Linked DNA regions of Homo sapiens: region 1 is linked to region 2. A link is a contact called in ENCODE Hi-C or POLR2A ChIA-PET data. All regions are on one chromosome and are shown on one strand. The core of a region is the stretch at or near the end of the contact, and the rest is flanking DNA. Distances in the headings are between cores, read along the strand shown.

Region 1 (6,359 bases), core at 3,095-5,594, 60 kb after region 2:
TCTAATTTCTCCTCACCCAGACGCGCTCCACATCAGGACCCTTAGGTAGTACAGAGACAGTTCTTTAGGCAGGGGGATGCCATGTTCCCAAAAGAGCCTGATGAGGCCATAGTAGGCCTCTTCCACCAAGCTATGCTTTCGGTCAGTCCCTCTGTGACTGTTACGGATGCTTTGTAGCCCTGTGGCAATGAGGCTCCAGGACAACACTCATGCAATTCCCTGCTGAGGAGAGTTCAGAAAACTCCATGCTGTGCAGTGCAATTGGGAGGAAACTCAAGGGAGTGCTGTCGTGGGACCTCCCGGTGGTGATTTGTACAAATGACGCAACGCTATCCAGCTTCCCAGAAAACACCGCCTTTTTTTCTTACATTACAGCTCTGAGTCAAAGTGTACTGTGGCCTCAGACCTGGGGCATACAGCCCATTTGACAGCCACAATGAGGGAAACAGCCTACTTCTGGAGCCTGTACCAGAAGGCAGAACGGGAGACTCCCAGCTCTCCCTTACTAAAGGCCAGGGAGGAAATTGTCTCGAATGCTCTCCAGTCCAAAATGGAAAGTTAGATTCAATGGTCTGTACTCTTGGGCTGACTAACCTCCGTTTTTCCTTTTCCCATTGTGCTGAGTCAGCCACGGGGGGTGGGTTGTGCATTTTAAGGGTTTGAATGCAGAAGGAAGGAAGGCTTCCCAGTTTCTGAGCCTTGAGAAGGTGGCACTGTGGCCTCCAACCAGCAGCCATGCCCCCAGGCACCTCATTCTCCTACACTATTTCAGGGACTTTCTGGTGCAATAAGGATGTGACTGAGCCCTGAGCCCCCAGGTTACCAGCCACACCCCAGTGGAATCCCGGGAGCTACGGGGTAAAATGGAATCCTCTTCCACAGCAAGTGCACAGAAGGCACTCAGGGCTGGTGGGAACCTCCATTTCTGCCCTCATTTACTCTGGACTCTGAACCTAATACCTGAGGCTTCCTGCAGCAAATCAGAGAGGTGAAGAGCAACTTACACGTATCTTTTTTTTTTTTTTTTTTTTTTTTGAGACAGGGTCTCTCTATGTTGCCCAGGCTGGTCTTGAACTCCTGGGTTCAAGGGATCCTCCTGCCTCAGCCTCCTGAGTAACACATATCACTCAACAAGGAATAAACACCACAACAATTTTGAGTACCACAGTCGGAGCACTGTGTCCTGCTAAATGTGAGGAGCATTCTCTCTGATGTTATCATCATAAGGCCAGGGCCTGTGGCTTAAGCTCCTCCGTTCCCTTAGAGTCTCCCACACCACACAACAAGTTTGGAGACAGAGAAAGTAGCTAATATTTCCCCCTAAGTGCCAGGCACTGTTTTCTATTTTTTACATTGACAGTTTCATTTATTTCTCCCAATCATCCTAAAAATATTGGTATATTTAGCCTGCTTTATATACAAAGGGATTAAGGCTCAGAGACAGTAAACTATTTGCCAAATGTCACAGAGGTTGCAAGTGAGAGGGGTCAGGATTTGAATTCAGGTCTGCAGGCACCAAAGCCCATCTATACCACACCAGTACACATTTGTTGACTCACTGCGTATCATCCTAAGTCTTACAGAAGCCCCACCCCTCTAACTACAGTAACTGTAGAGGTCTCTAGTACTGTTATGCCTATTAGGGACCTGGGCCACCCCACTGCCTTCTCCTGCCCTGTGAGCTGACTCCCTCCAGGAGCCCAAGACCACAACAAGCAAAGCCATCTTGTTGCCAGAGCCTGATGCAACTCACACCCTCTTCCTCCCCTCCCCTTGCAGAATATCCTTGGTATCTGCCCAGCAATTTAATCTCCACAATTTACAATCAAATCTTGGGATGGCTTAGAAAATCTTCCTTTAACACAGTGGCTGGAACATGCAGAGAGTTGGCATGCAGCCTCCACATGGGCTTCATGACTAGATCTGCTACACTCAAACCCATTATATTGAAATTACCATAAAATTCACACTATTCCAATCCTCAGAAATGATGGTTTTATTTAGAAGTAAGTGAGCAAAAGCAATGATTTCATAGGCCCCAGTGCCAAAATCTTAGCTCAATGTTTCTCAAATGTTTTGTTTTCAGAACCTCTTCAAAGTCTTAAAAAATATTGTAGAGTCCAAAGAACTATTGTTTAGCTAAGTATCTATCAATATTTATAATTCTAGAAATTAAAGCTGAAAAACTTATAAAATATTTGTTAGTTCATTAAAAATAATAAACCTAATACATGTTAACATAAATAACATTTTATGGAAAATAACTAGTTTCCAAAATTACAAATATTTAGTCAGAGTGGGCAGTTTTAAAAAATATTGTTACAAATCTCTTTAATTTATGACTTAACAGAAGATAGCAGGTGACTCACATCTGTTTCTGCAGAAAGACCCCCCAGTAAATTTGTAAGAGAATGAGAGTTAGAAATGCAAATAATGTTTTATTCCCACAGCTGTAACCTTGTGGGTTTCCTGGAAAGGGTCTCAGGGGCCATCCCGACGGGGTGCCTGGACCACACTTTGAGAACCATTGTCTAAACTTAAGAGTGTGTTTTTTGGGCCGGGCGCGGTGGCTCACGCCTGTAATCCCAGCACTTTGGGAGGCCGAGGCGGGTGGATCACGAGGTCAGGAGATCGAGACCATCTTGGCTAACACGGTGAAACCCCGTCTCTACTAAAAAATACAAAAAATTAGCCTGGTGTTGTGGCGGGCGCCTGTAATCCCAGCTACTCAGGAGGCTGAGGCAGGAGAATGGCGTGAACCCCGGAGGCGGAGCTTGCAGTGAGCCGAGAGAGCGCCACTGCAGTCCGGCCTGGGCGAAAGAGCCAGACTCCGTCTCAAAAAAAAAAAAAAAAGTGTGTTTTTTGTTTGTGTGTGTGTGTGTGTGTGTGTGTGTGTGTGTGTGTGTGAATGTCTCTTCATCCAAGAAAAATCTAAATGGGCTATTGTCTTGGCGTAGGAAGTAGGTGAGGGTGCGGTGGATTTCAGAAAAAATAATGTCCCAGTTACTGATTTTAAGAGAATAGCCCTGAGACAAGTGTGGGCGCATTGAAACACCACTGCAACCCTCTAAACTATTGCAGAGTTGCCACCACCAGGTGTCTGGCTAGAAAGATGTCATCTTCCCAAGACAGCTACCTGCCCAGATGATGTACCTTAGCCCCAGGAAGGAGGAGGAAGAAGAGGCAGACAGAATGATGCCCAAACCCCTGCGGCCCGGAGACGAGGTAGTGCCTGAGTCAGGAAGCTGGGAGAGCCCAGCTCAGTGGAAGAGGCATGTGGATCCTGGTTAGGTGTGAAGCCAGGAGGGCTTCTTAGCCACAGCCTGAAATCGAAGCCCAGGATCGAGCCACAGTCTGAAATTTTTGGATCGCAGCTCTGCCAATTAAACCAATGGTAACAATAATAATGTACTGTCATATATGTAAGAACTGCCATATATGGAGCATTTTGAGCCAGGCAATGTGCCAAGCACTTGACAGAAATCATTTCATTAATCCCACACAGCCAACCCTTTGAGATAACCATTGCCCTCATCCCTTTTTTACAGACAAATAAAGCAAGGCAGGAAGAGTTGGAATTATCAATCAAGGTCACACACACTATGTTGGTTGAGCTGAAATTTGAATTCAGTTCCGCCGGGCTGCAAAAACTCTCTGCTGCTTCCCAGCTGCACCAGCTAGGCAAACTCCTGCCAGAGGAAATCTCACAGTTGGAGTGCAGTAGGCATAGATTTCTCCTACTTAACTGGGGGGAGGCTGTAGTCACAGCGAAGGGAATATTATTGTGTCCCATGGGAAGAAACATGAAGACGGAGTGGACGCTTCATTCCTACTCCAATCAGCCATCTGGAGGGTTCAGGGCTGAACTGTAGTGGGGGCATCACAAAACTTAGGGAGGTGAGGAGCCTCCCTTAGGGAGGTGACAGCCTGAGTACATGGCCCCCAAGCTTTCAGATCCCTTCCTGCACCCCTCCCCACCTAGCTCTGCACTTGGCATTGTTGCTACTAGCCAGGAAGTCTGAGATCTGCGCAAACCCCGCCCTTCCCCGCCGCCCCCGTAAGCACTACCGTCCCTTCAAAGTTCAGACGTGGGGTCCTTTGGAGCCCTGCTCCCTAGAGGGTCGCCTGGCACATGGCCACCTCCACATCCCGCCCCTTCTGAGCTCAGCCTCCCAGAGGTGTGAACTTCTTACAAACACACACTATCACCCAATTCCCTGGAAAAACAAACAGGACAATTGTGTGAAAATTCCATTCTAAGGCATCCTCCCTTCTCTGTAACCAGAGGCTCCAAGGAGTTCAGCATAGCACGAGCTTTTAATTTGCGTGCAGACAAGCACAAAAGGCACAACCGGATATACCTGTTATTTCCCAATGACCTGAGAGCCCGAAGTTTATGTTAAGCCTTGGGTTATGGCACAGCTTGCACGCAAGGCCCTGCAGCTCCTGCAGGCAATTGAGAGGTGGTGGTGTACAGGACAGAGGAACAACTCTGAAGTGACAGCACATAATTTAATTCCCCCTAAGCTTTCCAAGCATGCAGACTGTTCCTTTTTTGTCAGCGTATAACCTAAGTGATTTGTTCTACTCAGGCAAGAAATGTCTAATTTAAACCACATTGCAGCTAAGCCCTTAGTGAAGAAGGAGAACTCCTTGAGGCTTAGCCGTGCGTGGTTAGGCTGGTGGTAGCTGAGGCAAAGCAGACCTCTTTCAGCCCCTGTATTTCTTACTCAGGTCATGACTGGAGATACGTGGGTTGGGGGGCTCTAATCACCACACTCACTCTTCTGTCTCACACTTCATCCCTCGTGAATGGGTTTAGTTTTAGTAAGAATGTTTACAGGAGAGTGTTGGCTACATGTCCCCAACATCCCGGGTTTGAGTCCCATCTGAGCCACCAGGAGTTGGGTGACTTCAGGGAAACCTCTTAAACTCTAACCATTGTTTTTTCTTCTCTGAGAAACAGGACAAATCGGTAGTGGGGGTGCACAGATTGGCACATTTTCGTGGCAAGCGATCTGGCTTAGGAAGCAAGAGATCTGTGCTCCAGCCTAGCTTTGTTCCCAACTAGCAGTGGATTTGCAGCAAGGAACTTTTCTCTGGGCCTCAATTTCCTCATCTGTAAAATAAGCAGGCTGGATGAAATGGTCTTTGAAGTTCCTTCAGCTATAAAATACTATGTATGTCTTAAATCACTTGGAGTTTGACAAAATAATAGTTATAATAATTTTAATTATTATTGTGATTTCTTCCTACAATCCCAAAGATTTCACTAGCCATGCAAATCTTTTAAAATTCTTCTTTAAAAGTACTTTTCTTGGCCTTACTGACATGAAGCAAAGAAGGATTCTAGGCCCCCAGATGGTAGGATTTGGGGTAGACATTCTGTGTCTGTCTCATTCCCCATGGAATTATCAAATTTCCCCCCTAGCCACGCCAGACTGCTAAATGGTCTCTAAGTATAGCCTACATTTCAAGGCTGTTTCCTCAGCCAAAAATGCCCCTTCTCCTTGTCTGCTGTGAAACTCCCTTCCTTTTACCCTCCTCTTTCCATTATGGGACAGTTTTCTCTTCTGGGCTCCCTTGAGCACTTCACACTATTATTCCATTGACTTCATGCTGTTATTTTTGGTTTTGTATTCAATATATCTTTGCTCAACTAGACCCTCAGGAACTCTGTCATCTGTACCACCCAGCCTCTCCTTCCCAGCCTTCCCCAGCACCTGGTACACATTCATGGAAGAATTAACTTTTGAACCCTGTGGATTTCATCACAATAGGATAAGAATGCTGCATGGGTTTAGGATAGACGTTCACAATCTGAGATGAGCAGTGCTAGCCCCAGTCCCCAAAGGAAACCTAGTTAGGGTGGTGATTAGAGACATTTTGAACAATTACTTCAGGAAAGGATCAAATTCATTGAAAAGCTGCTTATCTTAGTGAAAATGTTGTAACTGTGGAAAGACATAAAAGACAAAATGTTCATAACTGTATCCTTGGAAGTGCCTTTCTTTAAAGAATAGGAATCATCTCACCAAAGTATTTGAAGAAGAATGTGTGTGGTTGTTTGCATGTAGCTGCCTATACTTAAGAATGTTACATATTTCATTTCTCCCAGGATCACTCAGCCTAAGAGAAGAATTCGAGGTTACTTTTAGGGAGGAAAGGACACTTACACTGGGAATTCAATCGATGGTAGTTAAGCGTCCTTTTTCTTTAATAATTGGGATAAGTATGACACATACAACTTTACATAGCATGCTCGGGGAGTGAGGAGAGAAGCTAGAGAAGACTGAGATGAGTGAAATGCAGGCTTGATTGAGAAACTAAGCAGAATTTCTACTAACAGTGAGGATTGA
Region 2 (7,402 bases), core at 4,148-6,647:
AGTGCTTAAGGCAGCTAAAAAAGATAGACTTCTAAAAAAAAAAAAGACTTCTTGAAATTTGCTTAATTGGCCAAGAACATTTGTTTAATTGGCCAAGAACATTTAAGTGTCTCCCATAGGGAGGGAAAATGGTTCATTGGAAAGGAAAACAGTAATTTAAGATGGGCCTTGGATAGGAAGTTTGGTTTCTAAATGAGATAATTCATGGGAATGGCCTAGTAAGGTGCCCTGTACTACTTAAGGAACCCTTATTTGCACATGATGTTGGCCATTTCTCCACAAGAGAGTTGCTCATAGTCATACTTTGTTTCCCTTTTTTTTTTTTTTTTTTTTTTTTGAGATGGGCTCTTGCCATGTTGCCCAGGCTGGAGTGCAGTGGCCATTCACAGATGCAATCATAGCTCACTGCAGCCTTGAACTCCTGGGCTCAGGTGATCCTCCCACCTCAGCCTCCCCAGTAGCTGAAACTACAGGTCCCTTTCCCACCTCCCAGCCTCCCCCACCAGTGCTTTGTTTCCTTTTTTATTTTGATGTAATGCTGTGAATTTTCACTTCTACAGAACTGTAATTTACATTTCATAAAGTAGTTGAGATTATGATCTACCTAACTGTCACAAATCCCCTCCCGCAAATGAACTCTTCCATTTGTCTCCCTGAACTGGCCAGAGAAATCTGTGGATGAGAGGAAAGTTTATCTGGGTTTTCCTACATTCACTCAACTAAGTATTAGTGACTATTATCAACACCTGGCTTCTTTACAAAGAGAAGAAATTACTGGAGGTGCAGAAGCAAAAGATGCACATCCTCATTTGACCTCCCTTCTCAGTTTCAAGGCTGAGCATGCTTCCTGAGCAGACGCCTTCCTCGGGATGCCTGGAGCCCATGAGGAATGCAGTGACCTAACGCTCCCAGAACACAATAATGAGACCCCAACTTAAGTTTCTTGCCCAAAGAAGGAGCCCATAAATTGAGTCAGGTCTCAAGAGAATCATACAACAAAGCAGATTGTGCACAACAATGCCGCTGCCTATCACTCAGCCTCAGTCTTCTAAAAAAGAAAAAAAGTGAGTGCTCTCTCTCTCTCACTGGTTTACCTGTCCCTAAAACCCATTCATAGAAAGAGTGCCTCATTTTCTTTTTACATTAACTTTATTGAGGTATAAATTACATACAGTAAAATGCACAAATTTTAATTGTACAGTTTGATGGGTTTTGACAAATTTTAACACCAGCGTAACCCCTACCACAACCAACATATAGAGCATGACCATCGCTCCAAAAACTTCCCTTGGCTTCCTTCCCCTCACTCTCCCACCTACCTGTACCACAGCCTCAGGCAACCACACATCTGCTTTCTGTCACTATAGATTAATTTTTTTACAATACCATATTAATGGAATCATAGAATGTTAACTGTTTTAAGTCTGTCTCCATTTGCTGAACATTTTTGAGATTCATCTATGATATTGTATATATCAATAGTTCATTCCATTTTGTTGCTCAGTAGTATTGCATAGCTTGAATATGCCATAATGTAATTATAAATTCACCTGTTTGGGGTTGTTTACAGTTTGACATTATTATGAATAAAGCTGAAATAAACATTCACTTACAGGCTGGGCACAGTGGCTCATGCCTGTAATCCCAGCAGTTTGGGAGGCCGAGGCAGGCGGATCACCTGACATCAGGAGTTCAAGACCAGCCTGGCCAACATGGGGAAACCCCGTTTCTACAAAAATACAAAAATTAGCCAGGCATGATGGCGGGTTCCTGTAATCCCAGCTACTCAGGAGGCTGAGGCAGGAGAATCGCTTGAACCTGGGAGGTGGAGGTTGCAGTGAGCCAAGATCGCACCACTGCATTCCAGCTTGGGCAACAGAGCGAGAGTCCGTCACAAAAAATGTAAAAAAAAAAATCACATATAATTATTTCAGCAGACATGTTTTTATTTTGGGTTGGGGGCAGGGGAGGGGAGACATAAAAACCCCAAAGTGGCATTGTTGTGTCACACAGTAAGTATACATTAGCTTTATAATAAACTGCCAAACTGCTGTACCATTTTACATTCCCATTGAAAATACATGAGAATTTCAGTTGCTCCATGTTCTCGTTAACACTTGCTATGGCCAGTCTTAATCTTTAATTTTAGCCATTCTAACAGACATGTAGTAGTATCTCACTGTGGTTTATTCATAGTTCTCTGACCAGTGACGTCAAGCATCCTTTCATGTGCTCATTTGGCTTCAGTGACACCAAATTTGAAAATTCTATAGCCAAAAGCACCTTTGTTAGTTACTAGTAGATTTTTACTTTCTCTTTCTTGCCTTAACACTGGCAGTACACAAACTAGCTAAAAGTAGCTGTCCTTTCCTTCCCATCCCATGGTGAGATCATCAAAACCTTCAGAAACCCACTCTATAGAAAGTCAAGCAGACTTGACTAGATTAAGCCTATGGTCTCAGAACATTGTTGTTGGAAGGGGGATGAAAGTCATGTGTCCTTCTACCTCTCTTGCTCTGCTATACTTAAAGAAACTCCTAGTGATACAATCCCAACAATCAGTCATGAGTTCTCTGACCTTTCACAACACCATCTATGTTTCTTACATTGTTATCCAATTCTATATTTTTTGAATTGTTATCTACTCCATGTGGACACACATTCATTCTCCGCATAGATTAAAAGACTACATCTGATCTTGCTTCTGTGTTTTCATAGGGCTCAATAAATACTTTTAAAGTTGAATTGAATTTGCAATATTCACTATATAATTAAGAGAGAAAATTTGAGATCAAATTTACTCTAGATTTCAGATCAGTCATTTCATGGGAATCCAAACTTTCCATGTCCAGGAATTCATGAGATTCCTCCCCCAACCTCCTGCTCTTGTTGACAATGTAAAACAAACCACAGTTAGCCTGGGAATTATCTTTACGGAATATATCAGCATATTGTTTTGAGTTTTTGCACTGCATGTATTAATCAACCAAGAACACATGTCTTGGTTCAGTAAAAATTTGCAGAAAGCTAGGCATCCTATTAAAAGAATCTGTTGACGTTTATCCCCCCAGCTAGCTTTTCCTATTTTGTAACTACAAAGAATATTAGTGTTTCTTTACTTTTCAGAATCATCTACTCAGAAAGACTTCTAGCAGTGTCCTCGACAGGAAGTCACCACTGTGCTGAGGCAAGGCAGTGGGTCTTTAGGAGGTCAGGTTTCTTCCCACCCTTTGACTGCTCTGCCTGTAGATGTGTCAGCTCTTATCCCACTTCTGCTGAGAAGAGCATCCTTCAGCCGTGACACTAAACTTGTGTGAGGATGATGCAGAGAGGCTGGGCACAGGCCACATAGGCTCACCCTCTACCACTATCTTGGACATATTAGGTTCCTACATGATGGGGAGATCAGGAGGGCTAGGGGAGCCTAGTTATAGTTGCTTTATTGGAACTGTCTGGCATAGAAGAAGACATTCAGAGGGCAATAAAGATCAGACTTTTTCAGAGGCAAACAGGTGAACTTCCAGTGATTTATTCTTAGTTAACCAACCTTCAACCAACTGATAAGATAAACAGTATCCCTAATGCTGATCCTAAAGCATTCGAGATCCTGAAGTATCTTCAGCATTATCAAAAAGGATTAAATTGTATTGTGGTAAACAATGATATTTTAATTTTAAAAATTTATTATAATCCTCTAAACCCATGCTCTCCAAACTTTCTTATTTTATGCTTGAATCGGTTGTAAAAATTGTCATCCCCTAATATATTTATATTTATTTATTTATAAATTATACGTATTAATACCCTACTAAAATTTTCATGATAAAACATATACAAATATAAAATATTTTAAAGGGCAAGAATGTTTTCTTGATTTTAAAATTTAATAAGTAGAAATAAAGGAATACTGTTTTAATATTTAAAAAAAAGCTTTTTATCTGAGCTCATCATGCCTACTAACAAAGTATTTAGAAGCATTTATGCTGAAGTAAGGACAGGAAAAATGACACTGTCACTACTATTATTGAATATTGTTCTAGAGATACTAGCTCTAATTAGGAAAGACAAACAAATTAGAATATTTGAAAGTAATACATTAACAGAATATGGTAAGTATCATTTATGTTGGCAAATAAATTCACGTGTGAAAAACCTGAAAGAACGAACTACAAAACATTCTTCAACAATAAAAGAATAAATATATAGAAATCAGTAGCCATGACAAATACAGATGGCAGCCAGTTAGAAGGTGTACTGGAAGGTAATGCCTCATTTACCCTGAGTAAAACAAGATCAAATATCTAGGAATAAATATAAGAATCATGTCTGATAGGCAAGCAGAAATTGAAGGAACCCCAAAAGTTTGAACAAATAAAAAGACACACTATATTTTGATTAGGAAGACAGCATCCTAAAATTATCCAATATCCTTCAATTAATCTACAAATTTGATAAAATTCCAATACAAATACCAACAAGATTCTTTTTATGTTCTGAGGTTCAAATGGAAAATCAAACAAGTAAGAGTAGTTGTGAAAATACTGAAGAAGTCAAGCAATGAGGGGCAACAATACCTACCAGATAAGAAAAAATGCATAAAGCTATCATACTCAAAGAAATATGAATGAATAGACAAATCAGTGAAATAGAATATAAAGTCCATAAATACATCCTAATACACATAAAAATGTATATGATAAAAGAGGCATGTAAAATGAGTTATTCAATAAATGAGTCCCTGGAAGATAAGGAGGGTGGGAAACAGATAGGATAGGCTATGAATTATTAAGCAACTGGTTTATATCTAGTTTAACCAGCAAGATGCAGGAGCATCTTCAACTTAGTTTTCTCATAGCACCATGATGTCCACAAATCCACTTACAAGCAATAGTTCTGTCTTTCCCAATGTTACATTCCAAGCATTCACAACCGTATCTGGACACAGAAACTCTACCATGGTACCAAACAGTAATTACTCTGCAGAGGTAATAGGTGCACACACTATTTAGGTCTGAATACCACAGCAGGGAAAGGTATGCCAGCTAGGAAGGAAATAAAATCTCAGGAAAAACGAGGGCAAGTAGAAAAAAAAAAAGATAAGAGGAACTAAATAGCCTCGCTGGGCACATACTCATGGGAACCCTGCTGATGTTGCCCAACTTGAAGATAAAGAGATGCCTATGATATAGAATCATGAAGATCTCACCTCAGAGAGATCCGTGATATGTCACCCAGGAGCATCCGTCACCTGCCGGAGCACTGTACCAGGAAACCAGAGGCATGGTTCTGTGTAATCTCGAGCAAGCTAAGTGGCCATGATGAGAATGCTTCTTCCTACTGTGCCCAGCTACAGGATTTATGTAAGAATGACACGAAATGACAGATGTGAGTACACTTTGCAGCTCTGATCAGTGGTATCCTAATAAAGAAGAATTGTTAGCTTTGAGTTGAGCCTTGTTTGTAACAGGCACTCACTTCACTGTTGTTGCCTTTTATGTTCCGGAGTCCTGCATGATATGGACTCCAGGATAGCAAGAGTCCACATACCCCTCCCCAAGAGAAATTAAGCTGGGAGCCATGGAATTATCATCATCTCCTTGCCACCCTGTCCAACTGCAGGTCGTGGGAAGCTGAATTTACCCTGTGAGACTTCTGCTTCATTTACATTCATCTTGGCAGGCAGTGGTGGGTCGTGGGGAACCTGTTGAAAGCATGACAGCAATGAAGGCTTTCTTACATGCTGAACTCACATCAAAGCTCTTTTCTTCTGTGCTGACACATGTAACTCTTTACCAGTCTGATGATAACACATACAGAGACAGACCCTCGGATTCCTGCTGGGGAGAAAACAGAGCCAGAGATATGCTGTACTGAGCTGGCAAATACAGTGTTCTTTCTGTTAAAATCTGATGGGAAAGTAACTAGGCAAAAATCCATGGTGCTGGCTACGGTACAAAGATGACCAAGGCTGTCTCAGGTATCCTGGTGGCTTTATTGTCTATTTCCGGGAAAAGAGTAGGTAGGGATCAAGAGCAAAGAACATGGGAAAATGTGCTGCTTTGTCATTGCAGTTCATTTATTTCCTAGAAATTTTGGCTTCTAGGGAAAGGCAGCGTGATATAAAAAAGAAAAAGGTACTGGACTCAACCTGATTTAAATCCAGACCTGACACTTTGCTACCTGGATGAACTTGGGTAAGTGACCTAAGCTCTCTAAGCTTCAGTTTCCTCATCTGTAAAATGAGGATGAAATTTTCTATGCAAGATTTTGTAAGGAAGATCAAATAAATGGACATAAAGCAATTGACACATAAATATGGAAACGATTTCTCAGCTTTCCTCCCTGAGGGACAGAGACTCTTCAGGCTACTTAAATTCTCCCCAGACTTTTCCAAGTTGCTCTTTATCCTCATACCCTGGCCACACCACAAAAGCTGCCCACATAGAAGAACTTGGTGAAGACTTGCTGACTATTCCCCTAAATTCTGCTTGTTTAATAAACATCTGCAGAGACAGGCTCAGCAATGGGCTCATTGTGGAGAATCCCAGAAGTGTGTGGCAACACCAAAGGAATTTTATGAAAGTCCCAGGAGAGAGAAACTGTCGTTCAAGTCATCACATAGCAAACTGCCCCTAACACGTGCTGCACACACATTAGGTGGTGACTCAGTTTTGGTGTTTGACTTGAGTCTTAAAACATAGTTCAGAACCTGATGATACTTCCCTGAATTCCCATTTTTAGTGTGAAAGTGTGTTCGGCTTCCCGTTGGCTATTGGGAGCTTGAAAGAAATTCAAGGAAGGAGACCTACAAACTGCTTATAAAGGATACTGCGTGAGCTTTATGCACTTTGGCTCTTTTAATCCATTCCACAAGGCCGTGATGCCCATTTTACAGATGATGAAACTCTTTCTGAGGTTAAGTAGCTCACACGGTGCCACAGCTAGCGACTGCGTGAGCTGAGTCACATCCAGATCGTTCAGTATGAGAATTTTAAGAGAAGATAAACATGTGATTCTCTCGAAACTCGGTGTTCTGTAGCCTGCAAACCCCTCTGGAGCCTGGTGTTTGCTTTGCTTGCAAGCCTGACCTCCGAGGCTCCTGCCATCTTCCTTCCCTCTTCTCCCCTCCATTCTCCCCTTTCCCGAACCGTTTCTTTCCCCCATTCCTTCCCCATCTAAACCACAGAAAAGCACTTCCAGGCTCCATTTCAGCCAGCAAAAATCTCAAGCCCAGGGGAGGGCTTCCGGGACTTTCCACTGGAGGCTCTTAGACTTAGACGCAGCGTCCTCTCCTGGAGGGAGCGCAGCGCCCCCCGGGCGCAAGGGGGACGCGTTCAAGCGAGGGCGGACGCCGACTGCGAGTCTCTTTGTGCAGCACTTTGTCTTTCTCTCCCTTGGGGTG

What was found. A loop is a pair of places that touch in the nucleus more often than their neighbours do. ChIA-PET counts read pairs that join two places held with the same protein, here RNA polymerase II (POLR2A). Pooled maps may share reads with other maps.
Region 1: a loop to region 2 is called in a pooled map, with 2.4 times the contacts of the local background. The contact joins the enhancer-like site here to the promoter of RMDN2-AS1 in region 2. A Hi-C loop is called at or near these places in 3 of 37 single-sample maps with no recorded cell type and 10 of 50 pooled maps. POLR2A ChIA-PET finds 5 or more read pairs at or near these places in 3 of 52 experiments (GM12878, activated CD4-positive, alpha-beta T cell and activated T-cell).

Annotation. Positions count from the first base shown.
Region 1 is chr2:38,092,032-38,098,390 of GRCh38, forward strand. No RefSeq gene overlaps it. Among named protein-coding and RNA genes, the nearest start is that of CYP1B1, 19 kb to the left of the region's middle. Within about 2 kb of position 4,345, at least 13 of the 41 ENCODE cell types and tissues checked have a DNase peak (open chromatin) inside an H3K27ac peak, as active enhancers do.
Region 2 is chr2:38,030,944-38,038,345 of GRCh38, forward strand. RMDN2-AS1 (RMDN2 antisense RNA 1) reads right to left here and starts at 5,398. Exons shown (of 4, transcript NR_102712.1): 1 at 5,207-5,398. It also overlaps a transcript of RMDN2 not described here.